Linked DNA regions of Mus musculus: region 2 is linked to region 1. Evidence: chromatin loops called from intact Hi-C (ENCODE). Cell type or tissue: heart. All regions are shown on one strand.

Region 1 (2,500 bases):
AACCTCTTTGATTCCTTTTATGAAATAAGGTCTTGCTATACAGACTAAGCTAGATCCTTCTAACTCAGTCTTCTCAGTGATGGGATTACAGGTTTGTACCAACATGCCTAAGTAGGTTTTGATCTGAATGGCTCTGTGGACACCTAAAATATGTTCCTGTCCTGACTTCCTTCAATGGTAAACAATGATGTAAAAGTGTAAGCCAAACAAACCCTTTCCTCCCCAACTTACTTTTGGTCATGGTGTTTCATGATAGCAATAGTAACCCTTACTAAGACAAGGTGGTAGGATTCTTGGAATTGGAGTTATGGATAGTTGCAAGCTACAATATGAATGTTGGGAACTGAACCATGGTCCTCTGGAAGAGCAGTGAGTGCCCTTAACCACTGAGCCATCTCTTTAGCCTTTCAACTATTGTATTGTTTGTATTGTATTGCTTGTCTCTCAACTTGAATAGTTTTATGAGACACAAAGAAAAATAAAGCAGAGAACTGTTTTAATAATAACTAGTGGGGCTGGCTCACAACCACCATAATGAGATCTGATGCCCTCTTCTGGTGTGTCTAAAGACAGGTACAGTGTACTTATTTATAATAATAAGTAAGTTAAAAAAAAACAATGACTAGCAAGCTTCCTTGTTGGCATTACTAGCTAACATCAAGCTATTAAAATATTCCTTGCAGCAGGAATAATTATACTTATTTATCAGGTCTGAATGACTGAAAAAAATACAGTTATCCCATGTTATAACTTTTTACTTTGACTTATAATTCCTTGAGAAGCTATGAGGATAGTTGTTTTCTGTGTTCTCTGATTGACTAAAAGAAAAAAAAAAATCAAACAGAGTTTAAGGCAAGTACACATAGTCCTAATTTGAAAATGTAAAGCTTAGAGAACAGGAAGCTAGCTTACAACACTCAGGCCTGGGATCCTGGAGATAACCTGGAGAAATGTGGATAGGAATTATTAGAAGAGGATGGTAACAGCCAAACACTTCTAGATTTGATAGCAATGTGAAACAGAGAGCTTTACAAAGCAGGTTTTTTTGGTATTATTTTGTGTATATAAGCGTTTTGACTTGTATGTGTATTTGTGTACCCTATGCATGTCAGAGTCCTTTCAGATTTTGGTAGCATGGATAAGCTCTGTAGGCCTGGAACATACTGTATTAATAGTTGTATGGAATGAGTTCTCACCTGTGAACCATCGTGTTAGGTTTCAGAATAGAGAAGAGGTGCAATCAATAAGATTAGAATTTCTTTTTCTCTAAAGTTAAAAATTATCTCTGTCTCTCCTTCCCCCATCCCTTCTCTTCTTCTACCCCCTCCCTGTTTCCTGTTCCCTTCTCCCTGGCACAGGAAGCGATAAGAGGACAACGAGTGATAGAACTAAGAGGTCGTCAGGTCTGGTAGCAGGTGACTTCACCTGCAGAGCCATCTTGTTGCTCCCTACATTTCCTTTTCTATGTAATATTTCGCTTAAAAAACAAATAAACAAAAAACTACATTGTCTTCTTGATGAATAACATATTCATGAACATCAAACATCCAAAATCATAAGGTATTAAATGGATAGGCACCTCCTCCTTCTTATTCTTACAGCGTTCGTTGTTCCTAATCAATAACACTGGTTGGTATTTTTTTGTTATTGTTTGCTTTTAAATTGTTCCAAAGACTATTTAAAATGAACATAACAGAACATGGTGGCATAGTCCTTTAATTCCAGCACTTTGGATGTAGGTACAGGTAGGCGGATCTCTGTGAGTTTCAGGTAGCCAAGGCTACATAGTAAGACACTGTCCCAACACCCCTCCCCCGCCTCCAAATAATACGCAGGGCGGCAGTGGTGGTCTTCCCAGCGCTCAGGAGGCAGAGGTAGGCAGATCTCCGTTTTCGAGGCCAGCCTGGTCTGCAGAGTGAGTTTCATAACAAACAGGGCTACAAAGAAGAGCCCTGTCTTGAAAAAGAAAAACTAACATACGTCCGCTCCAATTCCTTAAATGTAGCCGCACAAATGCGGACTGAAAACCGGAAGCGCCTTTGGGTAGGGGAAGATGACCCGGAAGTGCTGAGCACTGAGCGGTCTTCGCTGAGGTAAATCAGGCATTGCGTTGAGCGCTGTTTGAGGTCGCTCTAATATTTTCACCCAGTTTCTTACCAAGGTCGCCCTGGACCTCAGGTGTCCCACCAAATCCTCGTGCTGACTTCCCCAGGCCTGGTCGCCCTCAAGTCTCCTTCAGGTGGGTCTAGACTTCCACCTCGGCCGCCACCCATCAGGTCTGCTGGTTGGTAATACGATGCTTGCGTTTTCTTAATAGGGTTGTGTGCTTTAGGGTGCTTGCTTTTGTTTGACCCACGTTTACGTTATGAATACAGTGTTATAATGTTGGACACCCTTGTCAAAAGTTTTGACGGAGTCGACTGCTCAGAGACAGGGTTTCTCTGTGTAGTCCTGGCTGTCCTGGAACTCACTCTGTAGACCAGGCTGGCTTCGAACTCAG
Region 2 (2,500 bases), 300 kb after region 1:
TGCTTTCTGTATGGTGGGCAATCCCTGAGAGTCTGGGCAACAAGTCTATTTTAGTAGAGTCCATGATTCCCTCTCTCAGGAGGGGCATTTCCTTTTTAAGCATATAGTCTTCACAGAGAGAGCCAAAGAGACAAGTGTGTGTGTGTGTGTGTGTGTGTGTGTGTGTGTGTGTGTGTGTATGTGTGTGTTGAAGAAGCCCAATTTCTTTTTTTTTGAAGATGTGCTCAGCAGGGGCTGTGCTTTGGCTTAACATCACATGTCCTATGCTTCCTCTAATGTGCTGTCCTGACACCTCAATTCATGAGATGGTTCCTGTGTCAGCCATGGGGCATCCCTTGAACAGAAGAACCTCTCCCAGCTGGGCTTGGCTGGTCCCTCGTCACCTCAGCTCCATTACTACACAGGAAAAGACCAGTTTGGCAAAGAAATGTCTTCCACCTTTCAGAGACGCCGGTTGTTTCTCTGAAACCCAACATAACCTTGTCCTTAGCAGATGTGAGCCTGGGTCCCAGGTCTTTGAATTCTCTGGCCACAAGCCATCAGTTGTGCCAATCAAATATGATAGAAGCAGTCCATGATGCTTAATTCTGGCTCAACTGATGATCAGTGGTGGTCAGGGGACACATCTCTTAACCATCCCCAGAAACTTTTTTTTTATCCTGTCCTGCTAGACTAACAAGCCCATTGAGGTGAGGGTGATCCCTGCGAAGAGCTGAGGAGGACTGTGTAAGGTGTGTGGCCTCTGCTGTCACTCTCACTTTCTCTTTCTGTCTCCTCTAACTGCACCTGACCACTTCTGCTTCCTTCCTCATCCTCACTCAGTACTTGTAGAAACTGGCGCTGACTTTAAAAAGAAGCCACAGCAATTTCTTCTAAGTTCCGTTTAGTTCTCTATTGTCATAAAGCTGCTGCTGTATCAGTCAGGGTTGTCTAGAATAATGAAATATACATGAAGGGCTGATTAAATCAGTTTACACAACAAGGTTGGAATAGTCTTACATCTGAAAGGCAGAAAACAGGTGGTTACTTCCAGTCTACGAGGCAGGGGAACCTCTGCAGTCCCAATCTGGTGCTGAAGGACTAGAGGGCTCTTAGAGGACCACTGGTCCTTAGCCCATGTTGGAAGCCCAGAAAAGCTGCTTCTTCTGATACCAGCAAAAGAATCATCATCGTCGTCGTCGTCATCATCATCATCATCAGAAGCAGCAGCAGCAATAGATAAATGAACTCTGTGAGAAGAAAGCAACCAACCAAAAGGCACATACTCTTCTTCTATGTCCTTTTAGCCTGGGCTGCTACAAGAAGGCAGCACCCACATTTAGGGTGGGTCTCCCTGTATCAACTAAGGCAATCAAGACAGTTTCCCAAAGATGCTCCCACAGCCCCATCTGATGGACACATTTCTCACTTGAGACTCTCTACTTAGATGATTCCAAGTTGTGACGAGCTGACTGACGTTAGAAACTAACCATTACAGCCACAGTTTCATTGATTAGGGTCTAATCCTTATGGCCACGTTTAACCCTCAAACCCCACACAAATATTGTAGCCAGAGTAATTTCTAGCCCCCTAAATCCTTCTAGTGGGGCTTGAATGGTGTGGATCTTCAAACTGTAGCGTCTACCGACATTTCCTTGTGGAATCCCATGTGGAGCACATTTGTTAGGCGAGGGCATCAGTCAGTGACCCATGTCAGGGGAGGACTCCTACAGTAGCTTGTCCCGCTTTACTCTATAAGCTGACTGCATTTTAAAACAGTGGGCCGAAGAGAGATGACGTCATAGCTCCGAGGGCATGGCGTGTGCCTTTAAGGTGCTGAACAATTTGCATGACCCATTGTGAGCTCTTGGCAATGGGAAACCACTACTAATTTAAGTTGTTAGAACTAAACAGAACTGAAAAGATTCTGAGGGTTAAAGGATTGGGGCGTAAAAGAAAACGTGTAGCCCAGTCTCCTTGTACAGAGAGAGACTCATACTCCAACATTAGTAGCAAAGCCAGTTTTAGAGTCTAGCTTTCTGAGCTCCGTGCAGAGTTCAGGTTCTAATCAGCAGGAAGTGGGATCTCCTGGTTTTGGACTTTTTTCCATCCTGGAAAAGCTGGGATGCCATTCCTCAGGAAAGACCATTAGCACTGGGAGATTGGAGCTAAGGAGGTTTCACATGGAGACATTGCCTCAGAGAGTGGCTGCAATCCACTGGGAGCAGGCCTTGTCTCTGGGAACTCGGAAGCTGCTGTATGCTGCCTTCGTCACAGCCTAAGGGGATCAGGGCCCCCAGAGCCGCTGGGGTATACATCATGCAGAAAACTAGTTTTGCTTCTAGCCAAATACATGGACAAGACTCAGAGCTGGGATTTCAGGTCTCTCCAAAGTGAAATGAAGCATTGTAGCAGATAAGACGAAACCTGGGAAGTTGGCAAAAATCAAATAGCTCTTAAAATGAATGTGTTTGGAGCGCAGTGTTGACCATATGTAAAGTATATAAAAACACCGGAAAAA

Evidence for each region. Hi-C counts contacts between places; a loop is a spot of excess contacts. Peaks named below come from ENCODE experiments on the same cell type or tissue, not always from the same donor. Only the 100,000 strongest peaks of a DNase experiment are listed, where the experiment ranks them.
Region 2: a loop joins it to region 1, with 14 times the contacts of the local background. A loop is called at or near these places in 7 of 42 quality-filtered maps.

The regions. Positions count from the first base shown.
Region 1 is chr2:104,884,255-104,886,754 of GRCm38, forward strand. It overlaps Ccdc73 (coiled-coil domain containing 73), which reads left to right and starts at 2,070. Exons shown (of 18, transcript NM_177600.4): 1 at 2,070-2,239. In heart, no CTCF peak of the experiment used is centred here; no DNase peak of the experiment used is centred here.
Region 2 is chr2:105,184,577-105,187,076 of GRCm38, forward strand. No RefSeq gene overlaps it. Among named protein-coding and RNA genes, the nearest start is that of Them7, 39 kb to the right of the region's middle. In heart, a CTCF peak has its summit at 1,412; no DNase peak of the experiment used is centred here.